Linked DNA regions of Homo sapiens: region 2 is linked to region 1. A link is a contact called in ENCODE Hi-C or POLR2A ChIA-PET data. All regions are on one chromosome and are shown on one strand. Each heading gives the region's core, a stretch centred on a gene start or an enhancer-like site at or near the end of the contact. The rest is flanking DNA. Distances are from core to core; before and after follow the strand shown.

The links. Hi-C counts contacts between places; a loop is a spot of excess contacts on that map. ChIA-PET counts read pairs that join two places held with the same protein, here RNA polymerase II (POLR2A). Pooled maps may share reads with other maps.
Region 2: a pooled map shows a loop between it and region 1 (6-fold over the local background). The contact joins two enhancer-like sites. A Hi-C loop is called at or near these places in 2 of 50 pooled maps. POLR2A ChIA-PET finds 5 or more read pairs at or near these places in 2 of 52 experiments (T-cell and activated T-cell).

What each region holds. Positions count from the first base shown.
Region 1 is chr1:89,691,311-89,696,447 of GRCh38, forward strand. The region is part of intron 2 of LRRC8C (leucine rich repeat containing 8 VRAC subunit C); the gene reads left to right. Among named protein-coding and RNA genes, the nearest start is that of LRRC8C, 61 kb to the left of the region's middle. Within about 2 kb of position 3,106, at least 9 of the 41 ENCODE cell types and tissues checked have a DNase peak (open chromatin) inside an H3K27ac peak, as active enhancers do.
Region 2 is chr1:92,971,791-92,976,372 of GRCh38, forward strand. It overlaps the pseudogene RN7SL692P. Among named protein-coding and RNA genes, the nearest start is that of DIPK1A, 13 kb to the left of the region's middle. RefSeq lists an enhancer at 1,947-2,136. Within about 2 kb of position 1,846, at least 3 of the 41 ENCODE cell types and tissues checked have a DNase peak (open chromatin) inside an H3K27ac peak, as active enhancers do.

The DNA of each region.
Region 1 (5,137 bases), core at 1,856-4,355:
ACAAAACCAAAATATATATTTTAATAAGACGCATGAAGGGGAAAACTCAGCATTAACAGAATATTTAGTGTGATCATTTTACAAAGCCCTCATGGATTGGCACAGTGACCGGAGGGCCCAGATGGCATTTTTCGGAGAGGGTGGGGTCAGGGATATTAAACATCCTGCAATCGGTGGGACATTCCCACACAGCAGAATTGTTTTATCCAGAATGCTAATAGCACATCCATGGAGTAACACTGGCAAGAGAACCTGTGCTAGAATCTGTATGTACTTTATTTAGTTCCCAGAACAAACCTGTGAAAGTAGATTAGTCCCATTTTTCAGATGAGAATTCCAAAGTGTAGAAGGTTAGATAACTTGCCCCAAAGCCAAGAGGGATGCAGCTGAGATTCCAATCTTAGGCTGATTCTCCATGAGGCGTCTGTCACCCCTGTGCACACTGCTATCAAATATTATGGAACCATCACAATTGCACAGATTGTGAGGGCAAGGTTTGGCTTATAAAACAGGATTTTCAGTGTAAAAGCAAGTACAAAATGATAAAAAGAGAAAATCGTTACAAAAAGTATCAATTTTATGAATTATAAATTAAAATTTTAAGGGGCATTCACTATATACCTGCTATTTAAAAAGAAAAATTTGCACTCTATAGTGAGCATTAACAAAACAAGAAAGAATGCATGGTACAAATTATCAAAGTAAAACTACCTAGGATCCATATAACAAATTAATGTTCCATAGGGGAAGAATTTAAGCTCTTATTTTAGCTCTGCTATGATAATCCACTAAAAATGGCTTAATGACTGATAACTTTATAAACAAAGGATTCTCTGTGAAGCTCAAGTTCCTTTCTCATTCCCAAGGCGATGTTAAAATTGTTAAAATATATTTTTATGTCTTGATTTTCCACTTGTAAATTGAAAGTGTATCATTCTTTCTGATCTTATTTACAAAGCAAGTTAACTCCTATATTGGAATACATGACAAGGCAAAATCTAAGGTGAAGTTAGAAGAACACTCTTTGATGATAAAATAGTAATCCAACAGCTTTTAGAGTAACTATTTTGTAAGTTGCTTTTTTCATGTCAAGTTAACAGTTGATATCTGTTTACTCCTAAAAGATTGTATTCATATAGGTTCAACACTACTCAGCTTGGAAAATACTGGGGGATTAAGGAGATTATTTTCTATCAAGGGGATGTTGATTCTTTCTTGCACTTATGTAAAAGGATTAGAACCAGCACTTTTGCCTTACTTGTCTGACAAATATTTATTCATTTCTGAGCAAGTAGCTCTTTTCAAGGCTGCCATGAAATAAGAGCATGTATAAAGAGCATTCCTTAGATTACATCAATCCACATAAGAACAAATATAAACTCACTATAAGCCAGGAGAGTGTAGGAGTATATGTGTCTGTCCTATTCCTGTACAGTCATACACCCTCAAGGACCAATAGTGTAAACACCCAACTTTGTGCTATAAACAACACTATTCAAAAACTCAACACATTCAACAAAATAGACCATATCCTGAAAGGTCAACACGTTGCTTCCTGGAAAAATAAGATTGCTTTAGATCTCTGCTCAGTGACTCCAGGTTATCTTATTATGACCAAATCCAAAACAGCCCATGGGCAGACCGTTACCAAATATAGAATTAGCAGTTAGAAACCAGAAACAGGAACTGGAAGATGCAAGCCCCCTGGAAGCCCTAGGGGACCTGCCTTGTGATTGTGACATAGAAAAGACATTTCCTGCTTTCTGAATTTGGAGGGGAAAAAAGAATTATTTCAATGACAAAGCCACCTACAAAAAAATCCTGGAAGATTTAACCCAATCACTAGGAGCGAAGTGGCCAGCAGGGTCACACTATCAAAAAGGTTAGGACATGTGAGTTTTTTGGTTAGAGCTGATCCCCGCTTTGATTTTTAGGGCATACTGAAATTAATTTCTACTTCTCTGATTTAGAGCCATCAATGTCAGCTCCATGACAAATGACCTTCAGGTGAAAATGCTCATAGGCAGTTCACTGGAAAGTACAGGCAATCAGAATTATAGATTCCAGAATGATATCAGAAGACTTCATTTTGACAATGTGCCCTGAATTCTTGCTTCTACTCCCCCCATGCAGTCATCTGCTGTATACTGTCTGGGATTTCTAGTAGATCTTTTTCTTTGGCCAAATTTGAATTTTATAGATAGAAGCCCAGAAATTCTTACTTAGAATCAGTAATACTGATTACATCAGAATACTGATGAAATCACAGATAGAAGTGAAGGCTTAAAATCAAGACCTCATCTCAGATATGTTCCTTTTCTTTTATCTTTTCTTCCTTTTTTTTTTTTTTTTTTTTTTTTTTTTTGAGACAGAGTCTCACTCTGTCACCCAGGCTGGAGTGCAGAGGCGCGGTCTCGGCTCACTGCAACCTCTGCCTCCCAGTTCAAGCAATTCTCATACCTCAGCCACCTGAGTAGCTGGGTTTACAAGCATGCACCACCACACCCAGCTAATTTTTGTATTTTTAGTGGAGACAGAGTTTAACCATTTTGGCCAGGTTGGTCTTGAACTCCTGGCCTAGAGTGATCCACCCACCTCAGCCTTCCAAAGTGCTGGGATTACAGGTGTGAGCTACTGCACCGGCCCAGTTGTATAAAGTTTCCATGTACCCACCTTACATCTCCGTTCTACTAGGGTCTTTGGGGAATATAAAACAAAAATTATTTAGATAGTGAAAATAATTGTAAAGAGCAACCTTTGTCATCTCTGTGGGGATGGTAGTGAATGGTGTGAAAGAAACACTATTTCAAAACCTCTGTTACATCTAGTATCAAAAATATGCCTTAGTTGGGACCTTCTTTTTATGGTGGTTTATTTGAACTGACACTTTTGATCTTCCCTAGAATTTTACTTCTTGTCATCTATCACCTTGACAATTTTATGTGGACTGAATTCCAATTTTATGTGGACTGTATACAGGGTGGTTATAGGAATACAGGAATAAATTATATTCCAGGGAGAAAAAAGTGATATGGTGTATTACAGAAGATAAGACTTGTGGGGCATGGTAACATTCTACAGATGTCCACTTGGGGGTTTCTAGCAAACAAGGACTTTCAGCTCTGCTTCATTTTGTTTCGTTTGTTTTGTTATTTTGGAGACGAGTTCTCACTCTGTTGCGCAGGCTGCTTTGAAACTCCTGGGCTCTAGTGATCTTCCTGCCTCAGCTTCCTGAGTAGCTGGGATTACAGGTGCGTGACACCATGCCCAGCTTCTTTTTTTTTTTTTTTTTTTTTTGAGATGGAGTCTCACTCTGTCACCCAGGCTGGAATGTGTGCATTGGCATGATCTCACTGCAACTCCACTTCCCGGGTTCAAGTGGTTCTCCTGCCTCAGCTTCCCTAGTAGTTGAGATTACATCCATGCACCACCACACCCAGCTAATTTTTGTATTTTTAGTAGAGACGGGCTTTCACCATGTTGGCCAGAATGGTCTCAAACTTCTGACCTCAAGTGATCCACCCGCCTCAGCCTCCCAAAGTGCTGGGAGCCCAGCCCATGCCCAGCTTTTTTGTTATAATAGCACTTCCTGTTTCTAATAAAAGTATAAAGACTTTTTTTTTTTTTTTTTGATACAGAGTCTCACTGTCGCCCAGGCTGGAGTGCAGTGGCTCAATCTTGGCTCACTGCAACCTCCACCTCCTGGGTTCAAGCAATTCACCTGCCTCAGCCTCCCGAGTAACTGGGACTACAGACGTGAGCCACCATGCCCAGCTAATTTTTGTATTTTTAGTAGAGATGGGGTTTCACCATGTTGGCCAGGCTGGTCTCAAACTCCTGACCTCAGGTGATCTGCCCCCCTCGGGCTCCCAAAGTGCTGGGATTACAGGCATGAACCACCGCGCCCGGCCCTATATAAAGGCTTTTGAACATACATAGTGACATTTTTCATCATGTAATGACAAGTTCAAAATGTTAAGTTTCCTAAGAAGTGTTTGAACTACTGGCAGTAATAGGGTCAGCTATCTTAAAATAGAATTGGCATCTCCCTACTCAAGTTATTTTAGTTCTTAAAAGCTGGTGAGATTCTTTGCACTGATATCCAAAGCTGGGGCTATGTGACCTTAAGTTCAATATGTTAACTTACTGTTTAGGATGTTGATGTTAAATGTTATAGGTGATAGATATTGGACTCAGAAAATGCTTAATGCAAGCTGAGACAGTGTTGTAGTGATATTCACTTGTAGAACACTTGTATGCATGATTATATCAGTTAGTAGTCACTTAATTTTATATTTTTAGAATTCTGCAAAAATCTTTTGTCTAATAAATAGGCCATCAACTATCTCATCATTTTACCTTGTAAGAAACCTTATATGCTCACTGGAAATAGAAAACCTGGATTTAAAAAAAATAATAATTTCAGCTAGATCAAGTTAATTTAAAGAGAAAAAACAAAATCTTTCCCCAAAACTTCAAACAGAAAGCATGGGCTCTCTCATATGCTCTTAGTATGAGTTTAGGTGAAACACATGGCTTTTCTGAGGCCCAGTTTTATAAAATGAGCAGGATAGGCATCACTTCCATTTTACAGTTTTATTGTGAAAAAAATGGTGATAAAATAGAAATGTATTGTTTTTAGTCTCTTTAGAAACTGTAGACCTCAAAATGTCTTCTCTGGGCAATTACTCTGATCCTCCCCAATTGAAAAACAAAACAAAAAACTGCCTTCTCTTCATTTGGGGCATCTTCATATAGTCATAAGTGTGATTAGTTGAGTCTTGACAAACAGAGATTGAGAGAGGTCTTGAATCCAGGACCAAATGCCCTAATTCTGATAGCTACCTACATCTGTCTCCCAGAAGACTTTGCAGGAGCTATACAGACATAGTGGACAAGATCAGGCAGAAGAACATTTAATTAAAGCTAAGGTTCTGGCCCTAAACCACATTATCAGTTTCCTGGTGAGCTAGGCCACACTTCAGATAAGTCTCAAGCACTTTCTTTGCCTAAGCTCTGAAAAATCTACGTACCTGCAAAAAAAGTGGGGGTGTGGTAGGGAGTTCTGAAAAAAACTCCTTAGCTTCTTTTTCTACACCTTAATCTCTGCTGTGCTCAGGTCAAAGAAAGGTAATCT
Region 2 (4,582 bases), core at 596-3,095, 3.3 Mb after region 1:
ATCTGTCTTAAATTCCTACAACCTAAAATTAAACCTTTCAAAAGGAGCCAGTGAATCGCTATGAAAATAGCACAGTTCAATTAGATTTAAATTAAACACTGGTTTCAAATTTGGGATACTAAAAATAAATTATTATAACTGTGAATTCTAAATTATTCTACCTATTAAAAAACCTAAATTAATATATTTAAAATTTGATAATGAGCTAAAAACATTTAGTTCAAAGGAACTACATTTTCATGATATGAAAAACAGAACTTTTGTTCTTCCTCATCCTCAGACTCTCAAAAAAAAAACACAGAATATTATTAAGAAACAATGATCAGGCTGGGCGTGGTGGCTCATGCCTGTAAACCCAGCACTTTGGGAGGCCAAGGTGGGTGGATGGTGAGGTCAGGAGTTCAAGACCAGTCTGGCCAAGATAGTGAAACCCCGTCTCTACTAAAAATACAAAAAAAATTAGCCAGGCACAGTGGCAGCCGCCTGTAATCCCAGCTACTCGGGAGGCTAAGGCAGGAGAATCGCTCGAACCCCAGATGGCAGAGGTTGCAGTGAGCCAAGATCACACCACTGCATTCCAGCCTGGGTGACAGAGTGAGACACTGTCTCAAAAAAAAAAAAAAAAAGCAATGATCTCTCAGGTTCTTACTTTAAATTATTCTTAGATGATTACTATTTTGTTACTTAAATTACCAACAATAAAAGGATTTCTATTTGAATTCAGGTATTTTTCACCTTATATTCTCCATTATTGCCTTCCTGAGATTCAGTTCTAAAGAAGACTAAACTTGCCTCCACTCTAATCCTGCATTTCCTCTTTCCAAAAAGGCATTTCCTCTTGATTACTCCACTTCAAGCTCTAAATATATGTCAGTTCTGGGACTGTGAATGATGATGGTGCTTTGCAAAAACAGGTTAAAAAATATCAAATAGGTGAAGGAAGCTGCAAGTAGGGTCTTGGCCAGGCAATGGGCCAGCAAGATGGAAAAACAGGAGTTGAGTAAGACCCAAGAACCAAAGGGCAGGACAAATTAGTGACCTAGAAGCCAAAGGCAGGCAGAATTTAGAGTATGCCAGAAACTAGGCATGCAGATAGCAACAAAAGAGATCAGAAATCCCAAAGGAGAATGCTTTAGGAGACTAGGCATGCCACAAGCCAGGCAGGGTTAGGGACCCTGTGAGTAAAAGGGGTGGTCAGGAGGTAAGAGCACAGTCTCAGCAAGAGGTAGGGGCAGCAGAAGTCAAGCACCCGTGCAAAGAAGCCTCCAAGGAGACCTTGATTCTCAGGCTAAACAGTGTCCTGCCTGGGACTGTCAGAAGAAGTAGAAAAAGACACCTAGTTGCCCAGGGAATATGAATTTGGACCGACCAGAGCAGGTCTTTCCTTTTCCTACGGTTAACAAATGATTTGGCTCCATGACCAGATAGCTGGCGAATTTTCTTCACTTTTGGATGCTTTTATCCTGACACTCTCTGCTGCTCTCTTCCTAGGTAATGTAGAGTTCTTAATCGGTACCCACAGATGCTGCACTGATTCAACTTGGCAAGAGACTTAGAGCGTCTCAGGACAAGTTGGAAACTGAAAATAGATTCTGCCCATTGACTCAGCAGGATTGGGGGGTTGCCTCTTAATAATCGCACACCAAGTTAGAACTCGTCATGTCTAAGATGTCCTATTCCAGTGTGGTCTCATTTTGTTCCAAAGGTGGTTTTCTTTTTTAAAAACAGAAGTATTGACAGTTGGTCCCATGTTATATTTTTCCGCTTTACAGACTCTAACAAAGTTCTACAGATATGAAAGTCTGGTGACATTTCCCTTCTCTTTATAAAGTGTGGATTTCACAGAACCCACTCCCTGTCAAGGCCATCTGGGGAAGTGTAGAATCTTTTATCTCTCTAGGCAAAAGGGTTTATCTGTTTTACTTCCTTCTTTTAAGCTGAGGACCTTCTGAGGTAGTTTCTTTAATAAGTAAATTACTTTCTTCCCCTGTCTTACCTGACTGTGTTGATAGCAGAAGTGAGGGCATTTTCTTAGAAGATAAGATTTCTTTTACATTGGGTTTATGAATGAGGATTGGTGGGTCTAGTCCCCACCTCCCCACCATGGGGCTGAAATGAAGAGCTGAAGGTCTCATAGGCAATTCTGGGCCACATTCAGTCTTGTTGAGACCTCTTTGGTGTGATTTGTATGAATTTGGATCAGATTACCTGAATTTGAATCCCAGTTATATGATTTTCTGGCTATATGACTTTGAATAAGTCATATACCTAATTTCTCTGGCTTTAGTTTTCTCATTTCTAAAATAGAAAAAAATAATATATCCCAACCTCGTTGTGCAGATTAAACAAAATAATATATCTGAAAGTGCCTTATGTATTTTCTGTAAGTATTCTGTGCATGTTAACAAAATCCTTAAGAAGGTAGGGCGGACAGTGCTCCCTGTAGGTTACCCATCATAGGACTATTTACACCTGAGGCTGTTCTTTCACAGTGCATTATTTATTTATTTTTATTTAATTTATTTATTTATTTATTTATTTATTTATTTATTTTTGAGATGGAGTCTCGCTCTATCACCCAGGCTGGAGTGCAGTGGCAGGGTCTTGGCTCACCACAACCTCTGCCTCCCGGGTTCAAGCCATTCTCCTGCCTCTCAGCCTCCCAAGTAGCTGGGATTACAGGTGCGTGCCACCACACCTGGCTAATTTTTGCATTTTGAATAGAGACAGGGTTTCACCATGTTGGCCAGGCTGGTCTTGAACTCCTGACCTCGTGATCCACCTGCCTCGGCCTCCCAAAGTGCTGGGATTACAGGTGTGAGCCACTGCGCCTGGCCTATTTTTTTAATTAGAGAGGAAGTCTTGCTTTGTTGCCCAGGCTGGAGTGCAGTGATGTAATCATAGCTAGTGCAACCTCAAACTACTGGGCTCAAGTGATCCTTCTGCCTGGGCCTTCCAAAGTGCTAGGATTACAGGTGTGAGCCACCATGCCCAGCCCATAATTTGGTTTTTATTTTATTTTTTAATTTTATTTTGGGAGACAGGTTCTGACTATGTTGACTATGAGTGCAGTGGCTATTCACAGGTGCAATCCCACTACTGATCAGCATGGGAGTTTCGACCTGCTCTGTTTCTGACCTGGGCCAGTTCACTCCTCCTTAGGCAACCTGGTGGTCCCCTACTACTGGGAGGTCACCACACTGATGCCGAACTCAGTGCTGAGACCCAGTGACCACAGTGCACTACATCCCAGAACCCCTACACGCACGCTATCCTCCTGTCCTCTGTCCCCTCCTCCCAAGTGGCTGGAACTACAGGCCTGACACTGCACCCCACTGATGTAGAAAACTCCCAAAAGGCCCTTTTTCTGTAGTCTTCCTCCTGAGTTAAGTGGAAATTTCCAATATGCTGTTCCCTAGAGAAAGTTTAGCTCAAATTTGTTTGTAGGTTTTTTTTTTTTTTTTAGAGGGAGTCTCGCTCTGTCGCCCAGGCTGGAGTGCAGTGGCGTGATCTCCGCTAGGCTGGAGTGCAGTGGTGCGATGGGCTCACTGCAAGCTCCGCCTCCCTGAGTGCATGCCATTCTCCTGCCACAGCCTCCCGAGTAGCTGGGACTACAGGCGCCCGCCATCATGCCCAGCTAATTTTTTTGTATTTTTAGTAGAGACAGGGTTTCACTGTGTTAGCCAGGATGATCTCGATCTCCTGAACTCGTGATCCGCCCATCTCGGCCTCCCAAAGTGCTGGGATTACAGGCATGAGCCACCGCGCCTGGCCGTTTGTTTGTAGCTTTAATGGTAGCTCAGTAGGTCGTTCAGCATCACCGTGTGCTTAAGGAACAGAGATTTTCACCCTAGAAAACAGTCTTTGGAAGGTTGAGTTATTTATCATAGCTCATGTGGTTAGTCATTTAAAACAGTTCAGTGGTTTAGTGGCACCTGTCTTCTGCCCCACCCTCAGCTAATGCCACTGTCCCTCAAATGTTCTGCGTTTAGCCACAGGGCTCTTCTTTCAGTTCCTCCAGTGCCTATAAACCCTCCTGTCACGTGGCTCATGCACATGCTGTTCCCACTTCCCAAAATGCTTCTTGCCTCTCCCCATCCTCTACCAAACTTCTAATTATCCTGCAGATCTCAATTCAGAGAAGTCTTCCCTGACTTCCAAGAAAAGTTCTGATGCCTCTGCAGTCCAACCCACTCATCATCATTGATAATTAGATGTAACTATATTTATGTGATTATTTGATTGATGTCTGTCTTCACTTCTAGATAATAAACTCTATGAGGACACAGGCCATGTTCATTTCTGTTTATCATTTTTATCTGCAGAACCCAGCTGGATGCCTGGTACAAAGGAAACTTATTACAGATATTTAAATAAATAAATGAATTTCCCAGTGGCCAGGGAAAAACAAAGCTATTACAATACTCACAGTGTCTATAAGATAAAAGAGGACCAGATACTTTCAAACAGAAACCAGCTTTGCTTGTGTTATTGTGATATGTAGACAATGTTCTTGTAGGGGAGAAAAAATATATTTTCCTTCTACCCATCTTAGGTTCATTGGCTGGGACCAGTGGAACAA